Regions from separate parts of the Homo sapiens genome. Here region 1 is linked to region 2. The links are chromatin loops, found by intact Hi-C in ENCODE. Cell type or tissue: PC-9. All regions are shown on one strand. Each heading gives the region's core, and the rest is flanking DNA. Links, peaks and the distances in the headings are about the cores only. Region 1 has its middle 15 kb from the start of NRAL. Region 2 holds the start of LOC124907910 (a long non-coding RNA gene).

Evidence for each region. Hi-C counts contacts between places; a loop is a spot of excess contacts. Peaks named below come from ENCODE experiments on the same cell type or tissue, not always from the same donor. Only the 100,000 strongest peaks of a DNase experiment are listed, where the experiment ranks them.
Region 1: a loop joins it to region 2, with 6 times the contacts of the local background. A loop is called at or near these places in 1 of 110 quality-filtered maps.

Annotation. Positions count from the first base shown.
Region 1 is chr2:176,484,203-176,500,868 of GRCh38, forward strand. No RefSeq gene overlaps it. Among named protein-coding and RNA genes, the nearest start is that of NRAL, 15 kb to the right of the region's middle. In PC-9, for the core only: no CTCF peak of the experiment used is centred there; a DNase peak (open chromatin) is centred at 7,189; H3K27me3 peaks cover 791 bases.
Region 2 is chr2:176,573,101-176,589,766 of GRCh38, forward strand. It overlaps LOC124907910 (a long non-coding RNA gene), which reads left to right and starts at 12,449. Exons shown (of 2, transcript XR_007087314.1): 1 at 12,449-12,992; 2 at 14,819-16,666. RefSeq lists an enhancer at 15,661-16,666. In PC-9, for the core only: no CTCF peak of the experiment used is centred there; DNase peaks (open chromatin) are centred at 10,081 and 10,601; H3K4me3 peaks cover 1,179 bases; H3K27ac peaks cover 2,472 bases.

The DNA.
Region 1 (16,666 bases), core at 2,803-10,802, 92 kb before region 2:
TATTTCTCAGCCCTCGTCCTGGTCCCTTGTGGTAGAATGAAGGAACTAAGACCATACCAACCTGTCCAAACCAAGAAAGTAATTTCACATCAGAAAGAGATTAACTCTCTCAACCCTCCGTGTTCAGCTTGCTGGTTATTATTTCACGACCCATCCTCTGCTTTTGACTCCTGATATTCAGAGAAGGCCCTCCTCTGAAGTGAACAAAGCCTCTCCTTCGTAGAGGGTGCCTGCTTTCTCCTGTACCTCCCCAGCAATGATGCATCCCTGTGAAAGCAAATTGAGATGCCTGCTCTCCCTCCCTCCCTCTCCTGAGGCTTATGGTTGCACAGTGGCTGTGGCTGGCTCCACTGTGGAGCTGCTGGGGTCTCTGTAATGTTATTTGACTTATACATATTTTATTATGTTTGGCTGTTGGTGATATTTAGATTAAAATGATTTCCAGATTATAATAAGGGCTGCACTCCATTAAAGGAGAGCAGTTAGATCACTGACCATGTTAAAATCCTCAAAATTGGGGACTGTATATCAAGACACCTAGGAAAAGGGTTTCAAAAGTTGGAATGGGGGTAACATGGGAAACTCCACAACCCATATGTAGCATTTTTGGCTTAAAGGAACTGCTGAACCTTGAAAAAGATTTATACCACATTTATTATGATGCGACAACATCACCAAGGATATAAACCAGTCACTGGCACTCTCTCAAAGAACACATCATTGTAACTCGTTATAACAATACTGCTGTGATATGTGCTTGTAATATTTATAAAGGCTAAGCTATGAAAACAGTACATGCCAACTGTCAGCAGTGATGTATCATTTAAAACAAAAGAGAGTGTACACAACATAATGGTTTAAATGAACTCCATAAAAATGCATTGTTCTGCTGAAGCAGTTTGGCCGTGTGGACCTCCAGTGTCATGCACTGCTTTCCAGGATTTTCTGTGGCTTGGCCTCTGGGAGCTCTTTCTAGCTCCCTTTGCTGTTTTCAGAAATCCTGCAGTGTTCTTGGCAACCTGGCTGGACTCTGTATCTGGTTACTTAGTTCCTAGCAGAGTACCTTGCTAAGAATGCTTGTAATCTATATAGGTAGGCTGATTGGAGTTTTTTTTTTTTTTTTTTTTTAAGACAAGGCCTTACTCTGTCACCCAGGCTTGAGTGCAGAGGCGTGATCATGGCTCACTGCAGCCTCAACCTCCCAGGCTCAAGTGATCCTACCACCTTAGCCTCCCGAGTAGCTGCAGCTACAGGCATGCACCATCACACCTGGCTATTTTTTTTTCTATTTTTTGTAGAGATGGGGGTCTTGCCATGTTGCCCAGGCTGGTGATTTGATTTTTATATGGGTGTGGGACACTTGATGGCCAGTGAGAGGGTGAGGCAAATGGGTTTTACTTCCTTATAAAAAGAAAGGTGATTAAGGGGGCAATCAGGTGGCCTGGCTGATAATTTAGCTCTAACTTTGGGTATGTTCTGTGAAGATGCTCGTGGAGCTTTTCTGAAACCAGCAAGATGTGATTAACCAACACTACCCCAGTGAGACAGATGCTGGGCAGGTGAAACCACAGCAGCACCCACCAGAGTGGGAAAGAGAAGGAACATTTGATAGTCAACTCAAGAAATAACTCAGTGACTTCTGAGGAGTGGGCAAGATGTTCAGTTCATACATTACTTTAGTAAAAAGCCAAGATGGCAGGTAAAATCCCTCCCATCAGTGCAGGATGGAGAGAGGAAGATAGGGAGAGTAAAAGGGAGAAGGAAAGGAATTCTCTTACAGAGATGGCTCTGTAAAGTATGAGCTCTGAACACGCAGACACAGGACATTTTGTAATTAGTGGATCAGCAATGACACACAGAAGGCAATGGTCCCTTATTAAAGGAAGAAGGTAAACAAGACACATTCTCTTTGACCAGTCTTTGTTAAGGGTTCCAAACTTATTTGGAGGGAATTAATAGACCACTGGGAAAATCTGGCTGAGTATGTTTGGAGCTTTACAGGCATTTACATGTAAGTGTAAATGATCTATTTAGCAAGCTGTGTATTTTTTATGCTATAGTATAGGATTACTTGTCTCAAATAATCCTTTATTCTTTTTGATGTCCTTAGAAGTCTTGAATCAAAACAACTTCTGGTATTTTGAAGAAGTGATACCTAAATTATCTAGGGTCAACAGACAACATTTACAGTCAAAAAACTTTGCCCAACTTTTTTAAAATCTTATTTATTTTATTATACTTTAAGTTCTGGGGTACATGTGCAGAATGTGCAGGTTTGTTATATGGGTATACACGTGCCATGGTCGTTTGCTGCACCTATCAACCTGTCATCTACATTAGGTATTTCTCCTAATGCTATCCCTCCCTTAGCCCCTCACCCACCGACAGGCCCTGGTGTGTGATGTACCCCTCCCTGTGTCCATGTGTTCTCATTATTCACCTCCCACTTATGAGTGAGAACATGTGGTGTTTGGTTTTCTGTGCTTGTGTTAGTTTGCTGAGAATGATGGTTTCTAGCTTCATCCATGTCCCCGCAAAGGACATGAACTCATTGTTTTTTATGGCTGCATAGTATTCCATGATGTATATGTGCCACATTTTCTTAATCCAGTCTATCACTGATGGGCATGTGGGTTGGTTCCAAGTCTTTGCTATTGTGAACAGTGCCGCAATAAACTTACGTGTGCATGTGTCTTTATAGTAGAATGATTTATAATCCTTTGCGTATATACCCAGTAATGGGATGGCTGGGTCAAATGGTATTTCTGGTTCTAGATGCTTGAGGAATTGCCACACTATCTTCCACAATGGTCAAACTAATTTACACTCCCACCAACAGTGTAAAAGTGTTCCTATTTCTCGACATGCTCTCCAGCATCTGTTGTTTCCTGACTTTTTAATGATTGCCATTCTAACTGGTGTGAGATGGTATCTCATTGTGGTTTTATTTGGATTTCTCTAATGACCAGTGATGATAAGCTTTTTATCATATGTTTGTTGGCCGCAAGAATTTCTTTTGATAAGTGTCTGTTCATATCCTTTGCCCACTTTTTGATGAGGTTGGTTGTTTTTTTCTTGTAAATTTAAGTTCTTTGTAGCTTCTGGATATTAGCCCTTTGTCAGATGAATAGATTGCAAAAATTTTCTCCCATTCTGTAGGTTGCCTGTTTACTCTGATGATTGTTTCTTTTGCTGTGCAGAAGCTCTTTAGTTTAATTAGATCCCATTTGTCAATTTTGGCTTTTGTTCCCATTGCTTTTGGTGTTTTAGTCATGAAGTCTTTCCTCATGCCTATGTCCTGAATGGTATTGCCTAGGTTTTCTTGTAGGGTTTTTATGGTTTTAGGTCTTGTGTTTAAGTCTTTAATCCATCTTGAGTTAATTTTTGTATAAGGTGTAAGGAAGGGGTCCAGTTTCAGTTTTCTGCATATGGCTAGGCAGTTTTCCCAACACCATTTATTAAATAGGGAATCCTTTCCCCATTGCTTGTTTGTGTCAGGTTTGTCAAAGATCAGATGGTTGTAGATGTGTGGTGTTATTTCTGAGGGCTCTGTTCTGTTCCATTGGCCTGTATATCTGTTTTGGTACAAATACCATGCTGTTTTGGTTACTGCAGCCTTGTAGTATAGTTTGAAGTCAGGTAGCATGATGCCTCCAGCTTTGTTCTTTTTGCTTAGGATTGTCTTGGCTATGCAGGCTCTCTTTTTGGTTCCATATGAAATTTTAAGTAGTTTTTCCAATTCTGTGAAGAAAGTCAATGGTAGCTTGATGGGGATAGCATTGAATCTATAAATTACTTTAGGCAGTATGACCATTTTCACAATATTGATTCTTCCTATCTGTGAGCATGGAAATAAAACTTTGTCCATCTTTATCACTCTTATAGAATGACACCTACAAAGTCATTCCTCCTCTGTAGTGCCAGTCACACAATTGAGAGCAAATGCACCTAGAAGGGCAGTGAGGAAAGGGGATGAGAATGGGGGAAAAGCCAAAGAGTGGGGCCACAAGGCCCAGGCCATTAAATGGGGGCTGTGGTTGGTATGAGAAGATGGGGGCAGGAGGATGGTAACCACAGCAGAGAGGTGGCAGACCTAGGGGATTGGGAGGCTCAGAGAACACATTTCACAGATTGTTCTGGGAGGCTTAACTATGGTGATAGCCCTCCTGGCTGATCAGAATGTAATAACTTGGTAACTTCTAGTTTCAGGAAGGTATCATTCCACCGCAGAATTCCTACAGAAATTCCCACTCTCACCAGAGGGCTCATCAGGGAAGGAAGCTGGGATCTGTGCTTTGAGAACTCTTCAAGTTAAGATGTTGTCTGGGAATGTCCATGTCCCTCTGGAGAAAAAGGGCCCTGTTTCTCACGAAGCAATCATTCCTGGAGGCTGACTTGCTTTATCCATGCTCTATCAATCTGCCACCTTTTGGGAGAACTAAATCTAGTCCAAACATTTTTATAATGCTATTTGATAGTTTGAAACTGAGTCATATTTTATCAAACCTCCATTGTCATAGTTCCAACAGAGAGGTTGAAGAGCTGCCCTCTAAACACGAAGTTTTAAAAAACAATCTGTGTTCCTCATTAGCCACAGACTTTAAATTTTACTGTTGGAAACTTCTCAACTTAGAAAAATGTTAGGTGAAACAGCCTTAAATGTGGGCTTTCTCACGACTGTTAATATTTGATGTGCATACTGAGAAATACTCTTGCTACAGAGTTGGATTTGTGTCTCTGTTGTCCTCAAACCCCAAAACTTAAAGAACAATGAGAAGAAGACAAAGTGTGAACAAAAGATTTAGATGCTCTGAAAATCAGCTATACTTTATCAGGGTTTGGTACTGAAAACCCAGATTCTAAAGTCCGGGTGATGAAGCCTTTTCTGCATGCAGGATAATGGTTTCTGAATAGCAAATCGTCTCATACATAGGTCTCCCTGGTTGATTTCTGCATGGGTCTCAGAGATGACACGGCTTTCTCACTAAGGAGCATTCATTATTTTAGATGTGCCCTCATTTAGCAGTAAATCATCAACAGTAGAAGTGCAAAATTTGGAAATGGAGATTCAGCTGGAGAAAATGCTATGTTACTTCTCTCCTTTTGGAAATATTTTATGTCCTTCATCCCATCACTGCATTATACATTTAAATAAGGAATTCTCCTGTGTAAATTCCTGAACAGACACTACAACTTTATTTGTAATTTTGAAATTGGAAGATACCTTAATCCACCCTTCAACTTTACACATGAGAAAAACAAGACCAGCAGGAGACCAAGTGACTTACTCATGCTCATATGAAATAAATTGTTTAATTTAGGGGTTAACTCAACTTCTAAAGTGAAATAAAATGAACCAACCAAGCACCTGCTTTGTTTCCTATTGTGCACTGAGTGAAGGTTAAAATTCGAAGTTTAAACCTGAGCAGCAGCCCCTCTACTGCCCTCCCCAAACCTCCACTTCCAGACTAAGGGAAACTGGTCAGAAAATGTTCTTAAGAGCTTTCATTCATAGGATTGCATTCAGGCTTTTCCTTTTTGTGGCAATCAACAGTTATAATCAGCAAGTGGGTCACTGCTGGCCCTGATTACAGACAGGAACAGGCTTTATAAGTGTATGGTAACACCAGGCAGGCAGGACTGGCTGAGGTGGAACAGAAAAAGGAGCAACGGGAGGAGAAAGGTGCCATGGCCCCAGAACCTTGCTCTGAATTGTCAGCTGGAAAAGAACAGTGCCTGGGTGCAGTCACTCTTCCTTGAGCCTAAGATCATAGCTTTTCTTCTGGGATAGCCTGGCACTCCACAGACAAGCTGGTGATTCTGAGGGAAGTTTTGGTTCCTTTCTCTTGGAAAGAAGCCCCCTGAGCAGACTGTGAACGTATTTTGCGTGTTAATTATACCTATAGGACCTATTCGGTCTTCTATTGAAATTCGTGGTTTACTCTCTCTTCTCCAGCAGTCCACAGGCACCCAGCTGCAGAGTTCTCCCGAAGGACGACCTGTGTGTGCCTCCTCCAGGGCACGTCTGTGGCCAACCGGGCGCTCAGGAGCCTGTGGGGTGGAGTCCTTCTCCGTCCTCTTTGGCCCTCCCTCTGACACTCTCCGCAACCTTTGTTTTGGATTTTCCTCCCTGTAAGCTGTCGCTGTTTCCCGTGTCTCTGTCGCCATTCCCTCGGTGGCCGGTGCGCAGGGGATACCAACGCAGCCGTTGCCTGGGGACTGGGCCTTGTGCGGGGCCGGTGCTGCGGGCTGAGAGCGAGGCGGGCAGCCCCAACAGTGCGAGGACCGGCTGGAAAGGTTGAAGGAGACTCAGATTGCCAACGGGGCGGCTACTCTTGCTGCAAAGGGAACGAGGACCCGGGCTCTCCCGGCCTCACAGCTGCTCCCCTCCTGGGGATTGGCCCAGGCCTGCACGGCCTGAGCTGCAGACTGCCTGGAGCAGCTTCCGCCGATGGCCGGGACACGGCCTGCCCCTCCCCACAGCGGCGCTTCTGTCCACAGCAGCCGCCCAGCGCAGGCTCCCCCAAGGTTCCCCGGCAACCCCCACTACAATGCAGCGCTGTGGCCTGCGGCGGAGGCAGGAGGCCCGGTGGCGGGTGTTCTCTCTGGCCTGAGCTCTCAGATGGCGCCCATTTTGATGTGCTTGTCATTGTCAGAAAGGCCATTCACAAGCCGAGATACTTTCCTCAACGAGACAAAAACACAAGCGATGCTTGCCTTCCCTCCACTCGGAGGGCCAGGAGGGGTTCAGCGTTCTCACCTCTATCGCTGAGATTGGACACTAATAAGGGAGGATGACTGTCAGTTATTTGTTCCAGCTGGAAGCAGGGGTACAAAAACAAAATCACCTCTTAAAGTTTTTTTCTAGAACTGTATATGAATCTATTGGATTTGGGAACATATCCCATTTGTCCAAGCAAACGTGATAGCCACATACACACAAAGAACCCGAGAGATCATAAATAAAAAACCAAAACTCAAAAGCAACCGCTCAAATAAAATCTGCCCAATATCCCCGAAACTGCTGACCACTTTTATAATCTCCAATGCGGAGTGTTTCTCATGACTAGCAAAGGGAGGGCTTAGGGACGATGATTCAGAAATTGGCCTGAGCCAAATGTGGGTGTCAGTCTCTGGTGATATTTGATGCGCCTCAAGTAACCACAGGCAGAGGAGGAACAGAGCCTTCAAATGAGTTCTGGCTTGTGAAAATGACTCAACTTGTTTGGGGGGTGAACTTGAAAGTGTGCAGCCCAGATGTCAACTTTAAGATCTACTCTGCCTGACACAGCTGTGGTCTTCAAGTTGCCTTGGGATTGGGTGGAGCCACACCCACAGCTGCAGCCGAGCTGTGCTATTTGCAACTCCCCCAGGGCCAACTGCTGTGAAAAGAACAGTTTATTACAAAAAATAAAACAAAATGCCAGCTCATCTTTACAGTTTCACGGTCTGCCTTGGGGAAAGGAAAAGGAGTTTTAGTTTTCACCCCTTGTGCACCAAGTGTGCTGTCTGGGGCCCGTTTTGGAAAGATCTGGAAAATTCTCTACTGTGCTGTTGACTCACTGTCTGACCATGGGCCTGCCATTTAACTTGGCCAGCCACTGCTTCTCTGTTTGGGAAATGGAGAGAATGGCATTTGCCATCTACCACATGGTGATGTATAGAGTGCTTTGGCAACGAAGGTAGATCTGAATGAAATCTGTGATGCGTTATAATCATTTTCTTCAAACAAAGATAACTTCAATCATTGTTTCAAACAAAGATAACTGAGTTTGGGAAAATTGTTTGTCCTGACAGCCTTAAGAAGCTCATTCAAGTTGATTCAAGGGCAGGCTTTAAAAGAAAACAGTGTGTCTGAAAGACTATGAAATTGGAATATTGAGGCAAATATTAAAAGTTTTCCTACTCTAAATACAACACAGACAAAAGACAACAAAAATATCTTGTTATCAAATGAAACATCAAATTACTAGACTAAAGATAAAAAGTGCTTTCCCCATAATATTCAGCAGATAGGCTAAATGCTACTTATTTAGTGTTAGAAAAACAGACCCCTTGTCTATTATTTCTCAGTGCTTAATATATTGAGTTTGATCCTTTGAGCCTAGAAAAATGAGTTTGCACTATATATGTGTGTGTGTGTGTGTGTGTGTGTGTGTGTATGTGTATATATATATTAGAACCCAGCCTGTGAGTGGGTACGATAGTGTTTCTGTGGTACTTAAGCATCTGAAAGAAACATGAACTACATTGATCAACCAAATGTTTTGTCTACACAATACCAAGCATTAAGATATTTCACTTATATGTGGATTCTTGGTGTCATATAGATGAAACGCTTCAGAAGATAATTGAGATTTTTCCTTTTTGTTAAAATATTTATCATATATAGAAACAGTTGAAGTCTTCAAAGTTCAGAGGGAAGAAACAGAAGGACATAGAAGCAAATAAAAACAAGGATGGGGACACTGCTAGCTTTTATGGTGACACTGTCCTCTGGGTGCACAAGCAGAGGACACATTCGTATGAAGAAGAAAGCACCACTTCCTGATTACAGCAACTTCATGCCAAAGGCATGTGACTTGGCCATTGGAACATGGACTAAATTTTATCCTCCATTCTTTCCTCAGCTTGGAGCCTTTGTGCAGTGCACTAACCATACAACTGTACATACTGGCCCTGAAAAGCCACTGAAAGGAATAGGAGAAATGTTCAATAATAAGGTAGAAGTAGATGTGAAGAAGAGAGATAGAGGCTTGTCTTTGCTCACAGGCCTCCTCAGTGAATGTTCACAATCCAGAGGGCACTGTGTGTGTGTGTGTGTGTGTGTGTGTGTGTGTGTGTGTGTGTATACGAGCCACTTGTTTGTTGGTTGGCTTATTTTTGAGGTGAGAAAATACTATAAATTCTGGCCATATATTTACTGCCTTCTCTATTCGGTGCTGTGCCTGTCAAGTTTTCACTTCCTCTGAATTTTAACTCCCTGTCTCCCTCCCTATGCTATTCTCCCCTCCTGCAACACAAATGCCTTTTTAAATTTTTGCTAGTTTAATTAGTACATGCATTCATTTTGATTGATGAATTGATGTGGCTTATTTGTATGAAGACTCTCTTCCACTACCAGCGCTGTAATAGAAACGGCTTGCGTGGGGCGACACCTGCTCTGATGCTGCAGACATTCTGTTTGATGCGGAGAGGCCAGCCATTCGGCTGTGATTTTGTAGTCTCTGGGGAGATATTTTTTCATCACTGTTGGTGGAGTGGGAGGAGGCTGGTGGCGAATAAAGAGAGAGAGTGGTGTGAAACTGATGGCTGAGGAACAACATAGCTAAGGATTTAATGTTTATATCTTACTGGACTGATTTTGAAATAGTCATTGTTCACACCCTGGGCCCAGGAGGGAAGGAGACCTTGACATTCTGCCATCAGTAGTAAGGTATTGTGAATTAGTGCAGCCAGTTGAAACTTTCCAACACCTCTTGCCAAAGAATTAAGCTGAAATTAGTGCACAGTTGGTAACAATTTGATTTCTAGTTTCACTTTAATCAGTGAGGATTAATGGGTAAAATTTTTACTTCTAATCTCACTTTATCCTGACTAACAAAAGCTGTCACTTCCTTGAAAACTGCTAAATGAAGAGGGATTTATACGATCTTTCAGAGAATAAAAGCTAAAGTGCTAAGGCCCACTTTTCAGACCATAAAATTTTCAAATTGCCCTCATACCCTCTACATAATGCTTAGAGAGCTGACTGCTGCCTGATTCAGTAAGGTTTATTGCTGGAAAATGGTGGTGGAAAAACTTAAGAGCATTCCTAATGGCTTCAAAACTCCAGAAGAAATGCAACAATCTTCCTGGGGAAAATTAATTTTACAGAAGAAAAGAGGAAGTAGGATTCGAATTGCGAATACAGCATTGCCCATCTAGTACATATTTTAACTCCTTTTTCTTGTTTCCGTTGGCCACCTTAGCTAGCCCTTTGTATGACCCTTCCCTGACAATCAGTCCACAGCAACATTGTGAAACTGGTGGTCTGTCCCCACTCTACCAAGGTTTTCCCTGAATATCTTATGATCCATTTTTTATTAACTCTCACTCCCAAGAGGCCCTCACTCAAGATCTTTTTCCTTGGGGACAACCTCCTACTCCAGACTTTACTCTGTTTTCTTGTTCCACTTCCCACCAAAACCAATGTTGTTAGGAACCTTTATGCACTCATTTCTCACCTCCCTAATTTTAGTATCTTCAGGGTAGGAACACAGCACCTTGAGCTTGGAAGTCAAGGCTTGAGTAGGTATGATTGATGGAGATGTTGGGGAAGGCATTATTTGAACATCATGAGTTGTGAGACCGGGTGATCTTTCAAGTTCCTTCCATTTTCCAATTCTGTGAGTCCACAGCATCACCAGAAGGGAAACATGGCCTCCTCAACCCTTTCTCTAGTTTGATCAGAACCAAATATGAACCTTTACTCCAAGGCTTAATTATCTTCAGATAAATTTAATTCCCTAGCTACTGGGTTGCTCCCAAGATTATGCCGCAGAATGGACACCTCTTTTCATAATCAACTGGGAAATAGGAATGAATTCTCTAGTGCTCGGATGCAAGAACCATCAACCCTCACAATTCTTTGTTTTTCCCAGTCATATTCATTCTAAGTTTCCACTTAACAAAGCAGGTTCACTATCAGTTATTTAAGGGGTTCCTTCCCCCTCCAATGAATTATGTAAGAACCCTGGAATTTAGGTGGTGCCAAGAAAATTCGGAACACTGTGTTTCTAGCTCGTGGTGGCTTTAATCTTTGTAATAAGACTTCTGCTAAATGAAGTGCTGTTCAGCATTGGCACAGAGGGCTGTTTGGGTGAACCCATAGGGCACCCTGCCAGCCCTCAGAGTCATGATTCTTACCCTCATTTACCACACAGGCTGTCATTTGAGGAACTTGTCACAACCCTTTGTTTCCTATCTTGTTTTGGGAGGATACTTCTGTTCCCTTGGATTGGACCATGTCCAGTTCTCACCCTTAAGGCCTTTCCTTGTCTTAGTCAATTTAACTCCTCTGCTCTGTAATCCTTGGATTACAAAACAAGTTGTTTCTCCTTTCCAGGGACAAGAGGAGCTTCCCTATTGTTCTTAATTCTTAGGGCAGAGAAAAAGGCACAATCATATTAACTTGTAGCAGACGAGAAGGAATTGGGTAGATTAGTGAAATCCTTTATTCCTGCTGATTTTTTTTTCTTTTTAAGACGAGGTCTTGCTCTTTTATTCAGGCTGGAGTGCAGTGGTGTGAGCACAGCTCACTGCAGCCTCAAACTCCTGGGCTCAAGTGCTGCTCCTGCCTCAGCCTCCTGCAAAGCTGGAACTACAGGTAGGTGCCACCACACTCCACTTCCCTACTGAAATCTGTCAGTCATTTAGGGCTATGCCCACATCTACATATGTACCTTAGGTTTATTTAATAGAGGATTGTAACTGCTATTTGAAAGCTCTGTTAGAATGAACTTGTCTAGTGATACTATGTGTTGGCTGGGATTGCATGTGATTGTAGGTAGCAGGGGTTTATTTTCCTCATGTTACAAGAAGTCCCAGGGTAAGGAGCTTAGGGCTCGTGCCATTGCTCCGTGTGGTCACCGTAGTTCCCTTTCCATGCATGGTATGTCCTTTCATCTGTGTGATTGAAAATTGGCTGCTCCCAGGCAGGAAGAAGGAAGACAAGAGAAACCTTCTCTTTGTGAGGCGCTGTCTTTTTATTTAGGAACAGGAGTATTCTCCAGGGGCCTTGCTGGTATCTATGACCAGGACAGTGCTGTGTGGTCGCCCCTGGTGATATGGGAAGCTGGATAGGTATGTTGATTTTCCAGCCCTTCTAGTGGAAGCAGAGGAAATGGCAGAGGGGAAGCATTGGAGTGGGTACTGAGTTAGCCAATCTAAAGTATCTGTCAAAATGCATGAGGGGGTCTACATTATTTACAAACAGAAAAGAAAAACTATGAGTTGTGTCTGTGTTGTGTGACTGTGACTAAAGAGACAAATGGTTACCTAAAAATTACAGTTCACATTATCATTGGATGAAAAGTTAATGTATGGAGATTGACAGCAAGAGCTATGTCAGAGTCAAGGCAGAAAGAGTGTGGAGAGGCTTCCAGGGAAGAGGGCTATAGCCAGAACCATCCTTTGCAAAGACAGGAGAAAATGAAAACTCAAACCTGCGTTGAGACTTGTATATTGTCCGGAGTCTCACAATGGGGGTGGGGGTGTGTGTGTTCTGCTTCTGAGGCTGAACTGGGGAGGTGCCTGTGGGAGAAAGAAGGGTATTTCTTGATCACAGTGGCTTTTGACACTGTCTGCACACTGTACTAACATGGGAAACTGTTTTTTCTTTTCTTTTAATACTGGCTCCTAGGACCCATCCCCAGAGATTCTGATTTAATTGGCCTGGGGTATGGTCTGTGTATCAGGATATTTCAAAGATCCCCAGTTAAGATTCTAATGCATAGCTAGGGTTGAAGCCACTGCCTTAGATTATTCTGGAACAATCACAGTAACCCACCTTCTTTAGAATTATGCTCACTAAATCACACCTTGGCCTGATCTCATCGCAGACACCAGAGGATGAACCTGCCTGTAGGAGCTCCTGGTTGTATCTGCTGTCGGGATGCTGTTGGGCATCCTCTTTACGAGAAGCTATGGGGAAAATGCTTCCAGTTTCAGTTTCAGGAAGTGTGATTCTCCTGAACTTTTGGTTTGCTTTTGTCTTGTTGACATGCTGAGTCTTATAAATGATTGTTTCCCCTTTTATTGTGGCTGCTAGGAAGCTTGGGAGCAGCTCTACATTACCATATGGTCTACATTCCTCTCTCTTAATATCACTTAGAGTTTCTTATCCAAAATGTTTAGTTAGACTCCTTCAATTTTTAAGAATTATTTTTTGTTGTATATCTGTAAGCCATCTCCAATCCTTGGTAGAAAAGACAGAGGATTAAAATGAATCAAATAAATAAAAGAAATATCCAAAAAAATGCCTAAACTTCTCACCATCACCCAAGCAACACCCTTTCATCCTTTTATTTGCAACTTTGCTAAAGTTCTAATTTCTAAAATTTGATTTATTTTTTGCCCTTGAAATTTACTTTAATCTGGGCTCTTCTGTGTAAAAATGTTTTCAATGGGAACTTGAATGGTAGTATCTCCAAGAGTAATTTGTTTCTGGGTCTCTCTACCCTCAAGGGATGGCCTTAGTTCTTTATAAGGTTGCTTTGCTTTGGGAATACAAAGAAATTAAAATTTAGAGAACTAGACATTCAGCTTACTCTAATAGAGTCATTCAGCAGACAGTATAATAGGTGTTGTTAGAAAATGACTATATTTGTATTTTTGCCTTTTATAGTTTTTTTCTTGGGTTTATTGTTTCAAGAAGCTGTTTTTAATCAAAAGAAGTGGCTGCTGTAGCCATTCACTGTGAGACAAAGAACCAGAAAGCCGTCCTCATTTGATTTCATTTCATTTCACAGAGGCAGCACTCAAGCTCTGATTCTCACTGTTGCCCAGCGTCAGTTGTTTAGCAGACATGATTTAGATTGCTACAACCCGTTTGTAAGTCACTTATTTTGTACATTACTTACTAATGTCTGGCAAAGTGGTTCTAAGTTACCTATTGTCATAAAAGTTAAGAATTCTGACAGAGATCTTAGGAATCATAATGATACAATATTTATGAGGCAAACTACCAGGTAACATCTACTGATGGAAAAATAGCTAGCAAGCATTTTCAAAATAAGTCTGCTATTAGCCTTTTTTTTTTTTTTTTGAGACGGAGTCTCACTCTGTCACCCAGGCTGGAGTGCAGTGGCGCGATCTTGGATCACAGCAACCTCCGCCTCCCGGGTTCAAGCGATTCTCCTGCCTCAGCCTCCTGAGTAGCTGGGACTACAGACACGTGCTACCACGCCCGGCTATTTTTTTGTATTTTTAGTAGAGATGGGGTATCACTGTGTTAGCCAGGATGGTCTCAATCTCTTGACCTCGTGATCTACCCGCCTCTGCCTCCCAAAGTGCTAGGGTTACAGGTGTGAGCCACTGTGCCCAGTCAGCCATTGCTAACCCATGTAGAGTTAGAAGGAGGCCAGATGCCCAGGATTAATTTCTAAGTACTTGCTGTGTGTATTTGGGTGACATACTTAACCTTTCTAGATTCCAGCATCCAAGGAAAACAGTTAAAATGACATGAGCATTGTAAGGTTTAACTAAGGAGGCAGACCATCAGGCTCTCGCTCTCATGATTTAGTATTCTGAATTTAACATGGTAATTAACAGGATGGGCTTATGCTTGTAATCCCTGCATTTTGGGAGGCCAAGGAGGCAGATCGGTTGAGTTCATGAGTTTGAGACGAGTCTGGGTAACATGGTGAAACCCTGTGTCTACAGAAAATACAAAAAATTAGCTGGGTATGGTGGCGTGTGCCTGTGGTCCCAGTTACTTCAGAGGCTGAGGCAGGAGGATCGCTTGAGCCCAGGAGGTAGAGGTTGCAGTGAGCTGAAATTGTGCCACTGCACTCTAGCCTGGGCAATAGAGCCAGACCCTGTCTCAAAAAAAAAAAAAAGTAATTAACAGGTGCCAAATTCTTCTGCTGTTGACTGGTGCTAATGTGAATACAGTCCAGAGGGGAGGAAGCCTTCCTTGAGCAACCTGCAGGATCCATTGCATGCATCTCTTAGTCCTTTTCGAAAGCATAAGCAAGGAAAGAAGGACAAATCTGGACAGAAGAGAGGCATGAATTCTGTCTTTTTTCCCCTCCACTTTCTCCCCTCTCTGCTACTAACATTTATATGTGTCTTATTTTGGTATTAGAGGTGGAAAATTTGGTTTCATTCACCCACCGCCCTTCCCACCTCTCTCTCTCTTTTTTTAATCGGAAGACTCTGCAGAGAAGAATTCACAATAGTAAACTTTGACCTTCAAGGTATGAGATCATGCTAGGAAAATTGTAGAAGTCTCTAAACTATAGCATTGGCCATGGCCTTTGGGTAAATTAGATTCCTAGCTTTCAGGGCATGGACTGTCTCTTGCAGAATTCTGCCCACCCCTGCTGGCCTCTCTGCTAAGCAGCAATAATTGTGCTGAGTACTGCTGCTTCCCATTGTCTGAGAGTTCTGTCAAGAGGAAAAATGATAATTGTTACACTGAAGTTATTAAATTTTTGTGACACTAGCAAAATGTCTTGCAATACAATCAAAACTGAGAAGAGAAAGAGACCGTTTGTAATCAGAGATCCCACCCAGCTCCAAATAAAATTTTTTGATCACAATGTGATGTCCCAGTAGTAATTTGGTAGCAAAATCTCTGTGAGATTTTTTCCATTGCTATTTTTCCACTGTGTACCAAGTGAATGTAGGGAGACTTTGGCTCAAGTGAAAAGGCCCGTCTGCTCAGTCTGCATCCTCTTGCCTCCCCTCACTGTCCAGCCCTGCAGGTGTCTGAGTTTTATATATTAAAGAACCGTTGATACTCAGTTTCCAGTGAGGTTGCCTGGACCACCAAATCTGCAGAGACACTTCTCCCCAACCCCTCGACTCCCTCTTCACCCCCCTTATTTCTGCTTGTTCAGTTATGTCATGGGGTACGTGTAACTTTGCTAGTGACTGAGATGAGCTGCAGGACCTGGCCAACCCAAGACACATAGAACCAGAAAGGGAATGAAATGGCTGGGCTTTTGGAGATCAAGTAGGGACACTCAGCTTCTCTGGCTTCCTGAGGAAGCATACTGTGTAAGATGTGAGGTTTGAAGTGTGCTTTGGAAGAAATGAAGCATGTGGGTTTGTTACTAAAGAGAGGAAAATTATACCACACCTGGAAGTGGTGAGATGATTTTTCTTATGCAGATGTTTGCACAGGGTCCTGCCTAGGAATCTCTGATGGGAAATGAGAATAGCAGCAACCAGTGGACATATCCTGAAACTCATACTCTCTTTTGATTGAACTTGAACACCTTGGGTATTTTTAGGTGTAAACAAATGTCCTTTTTCTAACCTACAACGACTCTAGCCACCAATGTCTCTAGAGCATCTGAATCCATTTCTTGATTCCATACTCATACCATACTAGCTATGAACATGTGCTCCAAGCCAGATGGCATAAATGGGAATCCTGGAACTGGGAGGTATGGTCAAAATATGTGGTTTGACAGTGAGGGAGGATTAGCTCCCCAAAGAAAAACTGGGGTATCCCAGAAAGGAAGGAGTAGCAGTTCTGGGGTAAGTTAGACCTAGGCTTGAATCCCAGCTCTACTAAATCAGTGCTGTAAACTGGAGCACTTTATATAGCCTCTGTACACTTCAGTCACTAAAATGGGTAAAAAGTATCTTTTTTGTGTATTCTTGAGAGGACTTAATGAGATTAAGTTATAAAAATATATATATAGTATGTGGGACACAGCAGGCTCTCAATAAAAGGGCATGTTAAAATATTTGGATCTAGCAGATCTTTTGCTCCCTCATGGTATGAGACATTCTCTAAAGTTCTTTGGATTTGGTTATCCTTTTCAGCATTCCCTTAGCCACTAAGGTTTCCTAAACATCAGCATAAAGAACCTTTTCCAGTTATAGCTTTGAGTCTGCCTTCTGTATCCCCTGGGAATGAAACTATTTTTTTGGTATGTGTTTATTGTTG
Region 2 (16,666 bases), core at 5,490-13,489:
TCTGACAAAGCTGGGATGTTTTCAGGTGGTCTTCCTTAAGATCATTTAGATTTAAATATTTGAAAAGAACCCTCTAGAGACCACCTTTTTAAGAAAAAGCTCATCTAACGATGAAGATGGGGCCAGAGAACTCTCAAAGCTGCCACCACTGCTGCAACCATTTAACATCCTGTTTTCATCTTTCTCCTCCAGCAGCCACCTCAGTAGTCCCAAGGCGTGTTCCTGCACACTTACCGCAGGATGCCATAGCTATTTCCTTATTTTGTGTAGCTATTTTTATGAGGTTGTAGACAATGTGCACGCTGGTTTGTGAAGGGTTAACACTCAGTTGTGCTGTTGTTGTGCCCTTAGTCACAATATGTTTCCTTTGAAGCAAGGGTGCAGTGTTTCAAATGACAATCGGTATAATTCTGTGCAGATTTTTCCTGATTAATGGACAGGAATTTTCAGTCGAATCTTTAAATGAGTTAGGACAGTGTAAGAGATGGATATAATCCTTACATTTTTTCATTAATAGACATTTCAAATTTGAAAAACTAGGCATTGTATACATATCTGATTTATTGCTGTATGTGTTTCTTGAGTCATAAAGCTGCTGCAAAAGTTATATAATGCTTGCAAAAAAAATAGCGTGGTCTCTTTGTGAAGCTGAATGAAATAAAGTATAAAGTTTGTGATACATTAAATCACAAACATAAATATGTACTTTATGGCCAGCTGTTATTTCTAAATGTGCACATTTTAAAATAGAAACATTTACCCAACATGCTGATTAGCAATTTCCCAGTTCCAAAAGCCCAATTGCATTTAAGATGCAAAAGATTAAAATGCCTAAATAGATAAAGTTAATAGTTCATCTTCCTAAATGCTTTTATATGTTTTAAGTCTTACAGTTCCTTCCAACCCAGTAGTCTCAAGGCTGGAGCTACTTTGATGTGGATTTGTGTTTTATGCACATGTTCTCATTGGAACTGAATCTCACTGCATCTCAGACACCCAGAAAAATATTCTGCACATGAAGGGACGAAGGGACACCATGTGGCTCCATACTACTTCATGCTGTGCATGCGGGTTCTCAGAGAAAGTGAACTGTTTTTCCATTTTAATTTCTCAAATATTCAACCTTCATTTTGGCTAAAAATCATCTCAGTTGCTAATGTTCCATCTCTCAATTTTACTCCTCCCCTGCATAAAAACTGGTCAAGGAGAACATGCAAGATTATGTTGATTCTAAAATACAGTTCCCCCAGGAGACCTTATTGGCTCGTCCATATAGCATTTCTGTCTTTGTAGGTAGAGCAGAATTTGTAAATGCCTCCAGTCCTTTAGGACACATTGGCAATTGGCAGTTCAAAAGTTCATATGATGCCATATGTCTGAATAATTTTTATCTACATCTAAAACAATACAGGACTGTCAAATAAAATCCTGCATGCAAACAAATGATGGAATGCAGGGGAACTCTCTGCTTTAGCCTTTTCTTCTTTGTCCGACAAGCTAATGCAATAAGGCCAATAATAAAAGGTTGTGTATTAGGCCTAAAGCCTGTGACAGATAAAAAGAAATGTTGGAAACCAATGAAGCTTTTGCACAATTAGATTTTTTGAGGCTGTGCTGTAAGGATTGCCCAGAGCCTGTTCAGTCCTGATTGATGGTAAAATCATAACTACATCATATTAGCTGTAGAGTTCACTGACAGGTTACTACAGATTAATATTGCCACTGCTGTTCACTTACCATCAAACCAGGGGAAATATGAATTGAGCTGTTCTTCTAACAAACCCCGCATATTAAAAGGTAAGGTGTTCTACTGAACAATCTCCCCCTGTCACTGAGGAAAGACACAAACAATGTCTATTTGAGAGATATGCAGATACCTTGCAGCATACTAATTAGTTCTCTGCTAAAACAGCCCCATCACATCCGGCTGGCTAACGACCCTTCATGTGAGCTTGTTCCTTCAGAGCTCTTGGCTACAGGATTGCAAACAACATCCTAAAACGTGGAGCTGCAAACCTTGGTGATTTAAATGCTCGCTGCCAGGCAAATTGCGGTGACATAAATTTGGCCCATGTGTTTTGCATCATGTGAATACGAAACAGGGGGATGCCATGGAGCCGAGTTTTGTTTGCACTGGACTCTGGAGGTTTGGTGGACTATTTTCAGAGATGCTATTCATGACAAGGGAGGAGGATCTTTTGCTTTACTTTAAAAATGTTGAAAATGCAAGAAGTAAGCATGTTGCTCTCCTAAATTAGATCGTGCTGATAATAATGACATCCTAAGATGAAAGCATTTTATCTTTTTGCCACCCGAAGCCTTGGATAAAAATTCAACAGTAAAACGAAAACAGGGCTCACTATACAGTATATGAAATGGAATGATTCTTCCTGATTAGGATATGTCAATAAGGAAGCACTGGAGTAAGAGAGGTATTTCACGTCCTGCCTGTTGTGATGACAAGAGCCCCGGCCTGGCATCAGGCAGGAGGCCTGAAGCTTTGGCCTCTTGGTCAAGGTGCTTGTCCTCTCAAGACTTGGAATGTGTGTGCGGGGGTTGAACTAGGGAATCTCCAAGCTCTCTTTCAGCACTATTATCCCATGTTGCTGGCCCCAGTGTTTTGTATGCTAGGCCATGTGTCTTTACATGGGGCTGTTGGATTTCAGCATCAGCATTCCCTGGGTAGCTGGTTAAAGATGCGGAGTCTGGCCCCACCCCATGTGGTTCAGGTGACGTTCAGTTTAAGAACCACTGTCATGAGGGATGGCAGTGACTTGCCTAAAGTCATTATAGACTTTATCATTGTTTAAAAAAGAATGTGCAAAGAGCTAGACAGTCAGCCAGAGACTGGGGAAGAAGATAATAATATCTTCCTATAGATTTAAAGAGAATTGTTAATCTATTATTTAAATTTATATTATTTATTTATTTGAAGAGAAAATGATGACCCTGGCAACAGTAAACCATAAGCTTCATCACATTAGTGGACAGATGATAGACTAGGAGAAGATGTTTGCAATGCTTAAAACCGACTTTGACAAAAAAAAAAAACCTGACACAATTAATATCTAGAATCTATAAAAAGCTCCTGCAAATTGACCAGAAATAAACAGGAAACACCATAGAAATATATGCAAACAGTATGAAGCTCAAATGATGAACTGGTGTTGGATGGGGTGTTCAAATTCATTGATAAGCAGAACAATTGGCTACTCTAGACACATGAGAACATCAGAGTTTAGAAAACTGAATAATGCCAAGTGTTTGCAAGGATGAGGGGTTGTGAAAACTCTTTCGTTATTGAGGGAAGAGGAAATGAGTATGATTATTTCAGAAAGCAACCTGACAATCTTGATGAAATTAAGTATGAGTATGTCATAAGACTAAGGTGACAAGAGGCCCTTTCTTACTCAGGGTAGCAGGGAAAGTCTGAGGTTCTGACATAATTATTAATAGTGCCGTTTTCATTTTCCAGGATGTTCTTGGGAAAATAAATTATATAGTCACCCTACTACTGCAATCCCACTTCTGAACACATATCCCAGAGAAATTTTCACAAAGGGATCATATATGCCAATGTCTTTTTAGCATTATTTGTGATAATGGGGAATCAAACTTGATGCCTTCTACCAGGGGAATGGATCAGTACACTGGGTTGTCGCAGTCTGGAATACCGTGCAGCTGGTGGAGGCAATATTTTTTATGTAAATATGGCAATATGGGTAAATTTTTAAAGCAAAATTATGAGTGATAAAGAGAGAATGATATTTAAAATTCCATTTGTCTAAATTTTAAAAACAAATATAAAAATTTGTTGAGTACAAAAACAGTAGATATATGAAAATATATGCACACATCAAAATATTAAATTGACTGTTATGAGGGTGAGAAGAATGGGGATGAGGATCTGAGTGAGGAGGAAAAAAATAATGAAATATGAGAAGGATTTTTTGTGGAGTTATGTGATGATATGCTATACAAAGAGGTGTAGGATTATTATAGACCTCTGCCCTTGAGGTCAAAAATGAAGGATAAAAGAGTGACTGTAATCTTAATTTCTGTCTCTGGAAAAGTAATGGAAAAATTTTCCTTCAAATCAAATACGATTGTTAGCAGGAAACAATAATTCATAGATAAGAAGGCTTTTGAGTCTGTCCTGTATAACCTATTTGCCAGGAAGATGGAAACTATTGTCCAGATAATTCTACTGTCTAGTAATCTCCTGACTGATAACAGCCTCTGGCATTATCAATGAGTGACACAGATTTCACAGCAAAGAGTGTAGCAAATAGTATTTGCAAGGTATATGTTTGTAACTGTCTCCTACAACTTTCAATGGATTCCCCATTTCCTATAAGATAAAGTTCAAACTCCTCAGCTTGGCAACAAGGACCAATGTCTACCATCTGACATGAAATATCCTCTCCCATTTAATCTCCTAATTTCCCTACACCGATCCTTTGCTTTCCTGAAATGGTCCCTTGTCTTGTCACACCATGTGTCCTGCCTCATATGCCCTTCTATTCCTCCTCTTGTCTTAGTCTTACTCACTTCCAGGACTAGTTAGAAGTATAGACCTTCTATAAATCCTTCCTTTTCCAACTCGGGCCTGCGTGACTTTGACTTTCTCCTTCATGCAGCTGTTGCAGTGCTACTTGAAATTATAATGATCTTTTCATGTATGTGCTTTCTCTTCAGGGGCTTTGTTATATACTCTCAACTCTGTCTTACAAATAGTCCTAAGCCTTTTAAAAAGTATTTTTGAACACACATTTATTGACCCCCTCCTCCCCCTGATACTACAGGAAGATGACAGTGATTCCTGGAATACTGTCCCTGACTTCAAAGGAGCTTATAGTCCATGGGGGGATATGTCAATACCCAGAGAGAACTGAGAAATAAGAAAGTAAAAAACATCAGGAGGTTATGTTAGGAGCTAGGCTAGAGTTGGGGAGAATGATGGGTGGAGGCTGCGTGTGAGTCTCAGCAGCCTCCCCACTCCCGTTTCAGACGGGACCTTCACCTTTTGTGCACACTGCTTTATTTTTATTTTTATTTTTATTATACTTTAAGTTCTAGGGTACATGTGCACAAGGTGCAGGTTTGTTACATATGTATCCATGTGCCATGTTGGTGTGCTGCACCTATTAACTCATCATTTATATTAGTTATATCTCCTAATGCTATCCCTCCCCTCTCCGCCCACCCACAACAGGCCCCGGTGTGTGATGTTCCCCTTCCTGTGTTCAGGTGTTCTCATTGTTCAATTCCCACCTATGAGTGAGAACATGCAGTGTTTGGTTTTCTGTCCTTGCGATAGTTTGCTGAGAATGATGGTTTCCAGCTTCGTCCATGTTCCTACAAAGGACATAAACTCATCCTTTTTTATGGCTGCATAGTATTCCATGGTGTATATGTGCCACATTTTCTTAATCCAGTCTATCATTGATGGGCATTTGGGTTGGTTCCAAGTCTTTGCTATTGTGAATAGTGCCACAATAAACATATGTGTTGTGCACACTGCTTTAAATCCAGACTGGCCTATCACTTTATTGCTCAGGATAGTTAGACACAAAGAAGTTCTTCCAGAAGGTCTGCTGGTGATAGTGACTATCATATCATAAAATAATTTCCCCAATACACAGCCAACACTCCTTTTTTCTGCCTGGTGTATTCTAGGGATAAAATAGTTGTTGAGTGAATCTGAACTTTGCTGAGGGAAGTGTTAGCTGATAACTGAAAACGGGAAGTTGTATCCTTAACTGATTCAGTATCATTGCCCTGAATCCCATGGTAGGAAAATTTGTCATTGGGTTGTGTTGCTGTGTAAGATGGGAAGATAGTAAGTAATTTAAGAATCTCTTACATAAGATGTTTGGGATGGGAATTTCATAGATGATTTTGTGATTTAATCAGGTTATTGGGGACCCAGGGTCTTTCTCCATTTCTACTTCCCCATGCTCAGCATGTTTTCTTTTCATCCTCAGACTTACTGCATCTTGGACATAAGATGGACACCATAGTCCTAGACTTCACACAGTCACAAAGTTGTGTTCAAAGGCAGGGTGGTAAAGAAGGCTTCTTTCCAAGATCACTCTCTGCTTGTCAGAGAAGGACATATATCCCAGAAGCCTCTGGGGCTTCTGCTTACATCATATGGACCAGAACTGGGTCCCATGGCCATAACACACCACAAAGGGTGTTGGCTGTTTTAGTGCTATAATAGGAGGCAGTCTTGTTAGTATGGAAGAAAGGGGAGGGGACTTGTGGTAGAGTAGGCAACCAACAGAGTTTTCCACAGGACACAAATATATTGGGTATCCAAGAAATGGTGAACCTTTTCTGCAATTTCATGCCACCATCTTGTGGATTAAAATCATGTTCGTGTGGACAGGTTCTCACCATGTCAGACCTGGAGTCAAGCTTCTTTTTTGCTGGGCAATGAGGAGTTTCTTTCATTTCATTTGTTCTTTCATTCATTTTTCTGATTACTCATTTGTAATATATTTACTGAGCATCTAGCAGATGTTATTAAGTTTGTTTGCACTATAAACCCCTTCGGCGGCCAGATGAAACCTACGGATGCCTACTCAGAACGTTTTTTAAAGCATTAAATAAAATACACAGGATTACAAAGAAAGCCAATTCCATTGAAATACAGTTTACCTTTGGACCCTGTGGCCAGATCCTGTGCTAATGCCAGGCTATAAAATAGCAGGAATTACAGGAGGAACATTGTCCTCATGCAGCTTAGGGCCCAGTGAAGGAGCCCGCTGAGCAGGAGGCAAGTGAAGGCTCCCATAAGAGAGGCCTGGGGTGCCTAGGAGCACACATGAGGGCACCAGGCTCCATCCGGGTGGAGGTTGAAGGAAAAGAGATTCCTGAGTATCTAAGAAGGGATCCAAAGGAATTGACCAGGAAAGAGGGAGTAGGAAGATAGTTGTGGTGAGAAAGAAAAGTAAGAGCAAAGAGAAGATTGAAGAGTTTGGAGAACTGTTCTAGTTCAGTATTTCTGGAGTGTAGAGTCAAAAGGGGTGCTGAATTTCTGGGCAAAGATGAGCTCAGGACAAAACACTCCTGAGTCTGCTGCTGTGTTGAATGAGTTTATTGTACAGCAGCTTTGCCCAGTAAAGACAAGTGACAAGCCTGTAGTGACCTTGTTGGGTTTTGCTCACTGTTGCATCTGCAGTCCTGAGCACAGTGTTGCATTAAATAATGGTTACATGAAGGAAACACAAGCCCTCTGGGTTTCTCATTCCTAGGCCAGCATGTTATAATGCATTTTGTGAGGACTCACAGCTGTGTATGAGAGCATGCTCAGTCAGTTCCTAAAACAGGATCTTCTACAACTCTCATTCCTCTCCACCTCTATATTCCTGGCTTCGAGTAGCTGCCCCATCCTTCCATCTTTGGCCAAAATGTCAAGTTCTTGGCTGCATCTGTGGGAGTAAGGCCTACAGGTGTGAATGGAGCCCAAGTATTGAGGCTCACCCAGGAACACGTGGGAGGCTATGGACACTTGCCACCATGGCCACCATGCAGATTCAGGGATCTCACCCCACTCTGTCACCAGGCTTCACAGAGCCATCCAGTGGTTGTTCCCATGGTCTTCTTGTTTCCTTTAAAAGTACAAGAGTCGTGCTCTAGGTTTCTGGGGTTTCCTTGGTCCCTTCTAACAAAAATCCCCACCAACAATCTCCAGAGTTCACAAAAACGTGGCTTGCAATGTACCCTACACATTGATATGCATCTGTTTCTCAATGTTTAAGGGACAAGATAAGGATGGATAGAACACCCAATGGGAATAGGGGACATGGGTATTCCCTGAGAAGAGGTAATAACTAGTCAGATGTTAGAGCTGCAAGGGAGCTTAGAATGTGACTAGCTCAACCCTTTTCCCTCATTGAGGCCCATTTACCATTGAAATGAAAGGGTTGAACTTCGTTATGTCAACTGTGGCCTTGAATAGGGTGGTAGAAATTAATTAAGTTGTCTAAACTCTCAGAATTTAGCAACTTCAACTCTAAGATGAATGGTTTGAATATGTCTTTGAAAGTTCTAGCTAAGCATAAATGCTATGATTTTTGAATCATATCAGACACTTTCTCTATACATAAGTCTAATTTTCACCAGAAATGTAGCCTTCTTTTTCTTTCTAAGAGAGATTGACATATAGCTAAATTTTTAAAATTGATCCACTTTTTGTCATATGGACACTATTTTGTTATGGTTATCCTACAATTCATGAGCCAATTTGCAGCACAAATCTCAGATGATATAAGTGAATTATTCACATTTCACAGTGGTAACATAGTAGTTTTTCATTTCCCATGTCAGTTAAAATATCTCCTATATTCTATGTTATGTATTTTTAAAAAACCTAGGAACATGCACATATTCTCTGTTTTGGAATATGTTTGAGAACTTGGCACCATGAACAATGTGTTTGCGAGAAAGAACTGAACCAAGTAAATTTCACATAACCTGGTATTCTCTATTCCAGGAGCTCAGAAATGTCATTCTGACTGATAGGAAGATCCTAATGTCAGTAGCCTCCTGATTTGGTTTAATCGGAGCCTCAGCTCATCAGTTAATTTCACTGTGTCTGATCTTTCATTCGTAAAATGAGAGATAACCTATCTGACAGCCAGATAAAGAGGAATAAAGTTTGCAAAGCACTTAAGACATCTACAGAATGAATTGAAGAGAAAAAGATAATAATCCACTCGGATTATTCTTTGATGACATGGCAGATTGGCCTGGTGACATAATTTATAGGCCTCTTTCTTTGTCCACAAAAGGACCTTAGGCTCTGTGAATATGTTTCCTTGGAACTCTACTAATTTTTGGCATGTATCAGGCCCTGACCATGACCTAGATTTTGAGCAGAAGATCAAATGAAGCCAGACTAGACCACTAAAATTCTCCTGCATCATTTTTTCCGCTTATACTAGAGCACATACATATTTAAAAGAGAAAAACATGAAAAAAGGCATCTCTAAATCAAAACTACATTTGAAAACTTTGTCCAGGAATCCTTGCAGATGGGCACCAAAAGTCAACAAGACAAGCTGTCTTTTTGTAAGACAGCTTATAAAATATCCATGGGAAAATGTGTACATTGTAATTCTACAAAAAGGGATCTTATAGAAAAGTCAGGCACATAAGTATGGATTTCCAAAGTATGAATGTCAGTAAGTAAAAGACTGCAAGAATTCTAGAAGTTTCTAATTCGGTTTCTGATTGTGGAATTTGCCTTTGCCTGGAACAAGAAGCCCAGCTGTTTTACGATAGGGTCTTTTGCCTCCTAGCAACACAACAGACAATGTGTGCCTTAAATAGCAAGGCTGTTTTCAAGGACTACATCTCTTGGTTGTCTGCAGTTTCAATAATATTTTCTGGAGTTATAATTCATGTTGCATAGCAGTTATTTCTTTTATTGTTTGTTTACTCAAAATTTTGACCTAGCAATAAATTCTTATGGATTTTATTTTTTGATGCATTAAGTTTAATTGGAGCACAGGACTTCCATTTTGGGGTTCTGGTATTCTTTAAAAACATCATTGGTCTTTAAACTGAAAGGTTTGATGGAATATTAAATTTGATGAATCATAGCAAGTGTCTGTGTTTGTTAGCTTTTATAGACCATATTATTCATTAATAAAGTCACACTACATTGCCTTGAGTGGGTTCTAAAAGGTTAATGACTTGATGCAGGCTGGTGTGCTTACTGTTTGAGGGTGGCTTGTGGCAAACTTAGTTCACTTTAAAATTGGAATACAAAATAAAGATTATAATTTTAATCTCAAAGTCCAGAAATTTATTGGTCTCCTTCCTCTTTTCCTCCTCCTTTCTCTTCTTCAACCATCACCAAAAATCTTGCTCATTCAGATGTATGTGGTTTGAAGCCACTGGCTAGTTAGCTTCAAGATAACTCTGGAGGGGCAGTAGCATCACCAGAGAAGTCATCCTCCCTCCTGGCTGCTCCTACAGTGACCCTCCAGCAAGCAGACGCTGACTCAACTATGAATCACCCATTTTGAAACAAGAGCTGTTATTTGAGAAGTATACTGTTAACTGTTTGATTTTTTTTCCTTGGAGGCTCTGTTTTGGAAGACAAAATATTTGCAACCTTCAAATAAGAATAACTTATATAGCACCAATTACAAGATCACCTGTGTAAAGGAATCCATTGCATATTTGTTGACTGACTGAAATCAAGACTCAAGGAGGCACGTTCTCCTGTTCTGTGGTTAGAAGCATTTGGAGTAATTATTACATTTGGATTGTTTACCCCAGAGATTTTCTGAGTCAAACTTTTATGTGTCAGAAACAGTATTAATTTAAGCCAGACTGGGATTGTGTGGTTGCTTAAAAAAATAGCTAAATTGTTCAATTCCTTAATATTAAGTAAAGGCTCTACAGATACTTAACGAAAATCCATGAAATCTATATCCTTCTCAGAGGAAACCTTCTCTTGACAAAGTCAAGTGTGAGGGTAAATTTATCTTAAAAAGAGACTCGTCCAGTGCCTTGATTCTGTTGGGAGTTGTTAGTAAAATAAATGACTCAAATTGGTTTTGTGTGAGAAACAAATCAAAGCATTACCGGGGCGTGCCGGGCTGACCTGCAGTAGCTTAACCATTTCCTGAGCAATGAGAAGCTGCTAGATTGGATGGGTGATAGTTCCCGTGCTAGTCATTGTGGAGAGAAAAATAAAAGTTCATAAAAAACAGGCCACCAAGGGTTATATGGCTGCAATTGTTTCCAGGCTGAAACAATTTCGTATCTGTTTGTTATTGTCAGTATCTTGTTATATTGTTCTTTCAGAATCAATAAAAGCTAAACTCCCTCCATGGTTTTACTACTAAACTTTCCTGGAAGGATGTGTAACACTGAAAGTCAAGAATGGCAAAATAGGCAAGTAAGCAGAATGAATGATGATGAGTAAAATGTAAACCCACTTTAGTTAACAACTTTTTTTCTGAAAGTTTTTCTACTAATATAAAACATATGGAAAGATTCTTGGTGTTTTTGTTTTCATTTTTGTATTAATGTGTGAGGTAATTTTTTTTCTTCAGAGGAAAGAAAAGAGCAAACACACATAGTAGCAATATTTTTATTTTTATTAAGAAAGGCTATTTTCAGAGGATTCTTTATTCTCAATTTTTCCACACTTCTCAGAGTCCCTTGCTGGCAGTCACTGTTGCGGGAGGTTGAATTTATCCTGTTTAATAGTAGTTGTTATATTGAATGAGAAGGCGGTTTTATTAAAACTAGTTTAACAAGCATAATCATTTGCATTTTTCCCCTGCTCTATGTTACTCATCCATATCTATTTACGGCTGAGCACAATAGTCACTCTTAAGTATTTAATGCTTCTTGATGATTGGAATTCCCAGAAATAACTCACCAGCATTGGAGTCCAAGGCTGGACACAGTTCTGCTGAAGTTGTGGTGTGCTGGTAAATATTTAACAGCCAGTTCCTGGGAGTCGGGATAGGGAGGGAAGCATTTGCCAGTGTTCAAGGTGTAAATACTCACATCATAGCAGATTTGAAACTACCAACCTTCTATTGCTGAGTAAGGCATTGGGAAGACAGGTACACATTGGCTCTTGCCAGCCAGTTGTGAGTTGGCTTGAGTATGTTACTGTAGACTCTCCACCAAGTTAAGTGATTATGATTCTATGATTATTTAACAGATTGGAAAAGGAGAACTCTGTTGGTTTTATTATTTTTTTTTACCTAAAAGTTATGAAAACAATTGTATCTAAATATTGTCCTTGGATATCAATATGTGCTGACCTTACCCAAGCACTGTGAGAAACTAGTTCTCGCACATTTCTTTTTCTAAAAATTCTTGGTTGTAACAGAATGTCTAGGTAAAAAATTTCTCTCCGTGGGGAAAAATAGAAGAGTAAATTATTATTTTTTCCCAGCTTTATTGAAGTATGATTGATAAATAAAAATTGTACTCATTTAGGGGATGTAATATGATGTTTTGATATATGTATACATTGTGAAATAATTACCACAATCAAGCTAATTAACACATACATAATCTTCCATCATTACCTTTTGTGTGTGTCTGTGTCTGTGTGTGTGTGTGATGAGAAAACTGGAAAATCTACTCTCAGCAAATTTCAAATATATAATATATTATTATTAACTATAGTCAACAAGCTATACATTAAGTTTCCAATACTTAACTCACCTTACAGCTGAAGGCTTGTACCCTTTGACCAATATCTTCCCAGTCCCTCCACCCCTCAGCCCCTGGTAGTGAACATTCTACTTTCTGCTACTAGAAGTTTGACTTTTTTTTTTTTTTTTTTAGATTCCACATATAAGTGAAATCATCTGGTATTTGTCTTTCTGTGCCTGGCTTATTTCACGTAGCATAATGTCCTCAAAGTTCATCCATGTTGTTGCAAATGGCAGGATTTCCTTCTTTTTTTCAGGTTGAGTAATAGTAGAATGGTAAATTGTAGTGGGTGATCCAGCTCTATAATTTTAAAAAGTTTATTTTTTAAGATATGGTCTCATTACTGAAATTAGAGTCTCTGTAGAATGGGGAAGCTTTGAAGGACCCATTCATAGGGTCAATAAAAAACAATGGGCCACTGATATCTCTACATCTTTTATAGACAAACAGAAAAAATAGGGACTATCATAAAATATATATGTATGTGTGTATATATATATATATATGTATATATATAGGTTAATCATATCTCTAAAGTACTTTAAAGAAAGCTATATAGAGTAAAGCTTATCATTTGCAGCTGTTAAAGAGGAATGCCTGCAATGTGAGCAGCCCAGTTTGAAGATAATGGATTTATGAGTTGCAGGAAGCAAAATGTGTGATCGCTTGGGCCAGAATCTGTTAAGTATCATGTTGCTATTTCTCCCCTTTCTTCCCCATCTTAGGTCACATCTCAAATATGAACATCACCCAGAGGTTACCCAGGTGATCCCAGGCCATCTCGGGTATGCAGCTGTGCAGAACTTGATCTTGAAGGACAGATGGCATTAGGGGGAGTTCTTTTATACCTTGCACTGACCAGGGCTAAGTTTCTGACATTTCTGTCTGCAGACAACAAAAGGCTTTCATCATGAGCTGCTTTCTGATGCGTGCTTAAAACCAAGTTGAACGCATTAAAAGGGCGAAGAAGCAGAAATCTACTCGCTGTGCTCTGTGAAGAATTAAATAAAATTTTGATGGGGGTCGAAGGAAGGAGAAATAGATTTTAAAAAATCTTTATGCTCTCTCCTCCAAAAACTTGGATTTAATGTGTATTTTGGGCTAATTCTAATTCTCCATTCATGCCAATACACATTAAATCCTATATTTTCTTTAAAAATAGACATTTTAAATAAAATGTTTAATGCAAATTACATTTAGCTGAGTTTGATCTCCCTTTCTGATTCGAATAATATTATGATTCTTGCAAGCCCAAACCTTCCCTTAGCAAAATTTAATGTTACCGGGATGCGGTATGCTTTCATGAATTCCCCTCCAAATTTTTCCTTTTTCAGCTAGAATATTTTCTCAGACCTCCTTCTCTCTAATGTTACTAAAATCCTTTGAAGTATTATCTAATTACAGAACTAAGACTTAACCATGTCCTTTTCAGGAAACTTAAAATAACTCTTTTATCCTTCTAATTTAGTACTTTATTCCACCATATATCCACACCAGTCCTTCTGACCCATCATATTTCTGAAAAGTACAAGGCAACATTTCTGAAATTTAGTTATTAATTGTATTACATAGAGGCTATATGCGTGAGTGAAAAAAATAGTGTTATAATAACTAACATTGCTTGAGTTACACGACTGTCCCAGGAATTATTCTAAGTGCTTTATGTGCATTTTTCATGTAATCATCACAATAATCTGGAGGAGATAGATCATATTCTTATTATCATCCCCATTTTCCAGATGATAAAGCTAAGGCACAAAGAAATCATGAGACTTTTGTAAGATCACAGGACAAGTCAGTAAAGGCAGGATTCGAACTCAGGTTGTCTGGTTGGATCATTCACATTTTTATCCACTTTTCCATGCTTCTCAGAGTGATCTTACCATTTGTTTTGAAAGCTCTATTCAAGGCAGTGTGTAGGGTGGATAGGACACTGGACCAAAGACCAGAAGATGGGCCTTTAACCTGATTTTTTTTCATGAATTGGTTGCGTAAACTTGGACAAATCAACACCTCTGGAAAAAACAGTAGGCAGAATTCATCACATTAAGTCCTTTTATAAGCATCTTATTTATTTTCAGTAAATAATGCTGTCAGTGGGAGGCCATCTAAGCAGGGCCTTTAGGATCAATATTGAATGCGGATTCTAGGGTGAGACACTCTGGTTGACACAAGGCTGTGGTTGATGTGGGACTTCTGGGTTGAATCCCTACTCTGCCTCTTACCAGATGTGAGATAGACAAGTTAATCACACTGCCAGAGCTTCTGTTTCCTCATCTATAAAATTCAGATAATAAAAAACGTTCACCTGAGAGAGTTGTTGAGGATACTTGAAGAGTTAACCTTAAAACACTTAGCACAGCATCCATATGCTTTGCTGTGTGATCCTGTGAGGTTACTATTACCAGCTCCATTATACAAATGAATAAACTGAGGCAAGGCCTAGAGAAGTTAAATAACTTGTCCAAAGTCATTCGTCTTGTAAGTGGTGGAGTCAGCATCCTAACTCAGGCAGATGAGCTTTCAATGAACACACCATCTTTCTCCCAGGACTAGGAGGAAACTTTATGTTATCTATTACCTGACTGTTTACTAACTGTTTGTTTTCCAGGATGTCCTCCACATTCCACAATTCAGTAGCCAAAGGATTGAACTGATACCTGCAGAAGACTTCCTGGATTCCCTCTCCAAGACCCACAATCCACTATGATTGGATAAGGCCTACCCTCTAATTGATCAGTACTACACACACACACACACACACACACACACACACTCACTCACCAAGGCTTGGTTTCCTTTTCTAAAAAACAAAAGAGGGTAAAGGAATGCCCTCCCAAGTCTCTTTCTAAAATTTTCAAGTTCTACAGGCTCAGTAGGCATCCAGCCTCTCAGCACTACCCTATGTCCCCTATGCCCACGTAGATAAACTTGTTTTAATAAAAGCTAACTTCCGATTTAGCACACAGTATTAAGAATTAAAGTTGGATGAAGCTATTACTGTTACGAATAGCCTTGGGCTATTTTTCAATTCACCTATGTCATACGTCAAGTGATTAAGAAAATCAAATGCTGTATCCAGGAAAATAGAACATGAAAAGGCAGGAATAATGTGTGTCTTTAGGACACCCATTTGAACACAAAAGAATTAGGGCCCAAATTTCACTATATGTCAAATGTGAATTTATTTCTATAAAAGGCTTCAGAACTCTCTAAGCTTTGCATTGTCTGAAGAGTGCTACAGAGCCATCTGTGACTTGTAGTGGTTGCATCCAGATCTTTGAAAATGCTTTTTCTTCTTAATCAAGTTAGGATATTGGATTTCCAGAAGAGTAGGATCTCTATATTTTGATACTCGCCTGATTTCTTAAAGCTCCTAAAGGTGCCTTTTGACTTCCTAACTGATTCTAACAAACACATGGCTTCAGTCTATCTGGCTTCCCCTTTGTCTAAGAACACTGACATTAGGAGTTGCCAATTGGCACCTCTATGTGGACACCTTCCACCCAGAAACCATGTTGAGTTTTCAGGTTTCACAATGATGCTGATTTGAGTCAGCACTGTTGGAAATGAGGGTCTTTTTAAAAATGCTTCAGATTCCCAGTTATTCCTACCTTTGTCTCTTCAGTCCTCAACATCCTCTGGGGCAAAACTAGAGAGCTGCACTGTTTCTGTGTGAGGTGAACCTGCGTCCACAGAGGAGCAGCACTCACGTTCCCCACTCAAGACCTGTGTAATTTATTTGTAGCAAAGCTCCATCCTTAATTCACTATTATCTTGTCTTTCTGGCATCCTCCTTCCCTCTGTGCTATGCATGTTGGGGTCGGTGAGGGGAGCAATGACCCAGAGAGGGGCATCTTTTGCATGGCAAAGTCCTTTGGATGAGCTGAGGATTCCCATCTTGACTGAAGTTTTCCAGTTTTTAAATCTCATCTTTCATTTTGTGATGCTTGATAAAGATAGCAAAGTAATATGAGTTAGTAAATGTTAACACGTGCCGCAAATACAAAAGCAGTTTATTCTGTCATTGATAATGGAGGAAAATATGCAATAATAGTATTGAATTTGCACTCATAGGTAAAAGCCTTCATTGCAAAGCAAAATCTGATTTTTGTTTGTGACCAGCATGAATGCTGACCTCTGCCCTTTGAATGATCTTTCCGTCTCCCGGAAAGTTCATGAAAAGGTCATGGAGCTGCGCTGACTTCCTCTGTGTGTGCATGGACGTGTCTTTGCTATTGATCCAGGAAAAGACCATTCTGTGGTTTTGTTCATTTTATTTTTAATGGAAACCTAATCAGTAATTATAAAATGTTTCTAGAAGAATTCACGCCTGAGTAAGTGAAGAAAGCTAACCTCATTTCATGCTGATTATTTAACCTTGGTCATAACTCCCAATTAAATGCATTTCTTGAACCCGTAACAAAGCAAAATATGGCACTTACTGGTCAGAAATTCA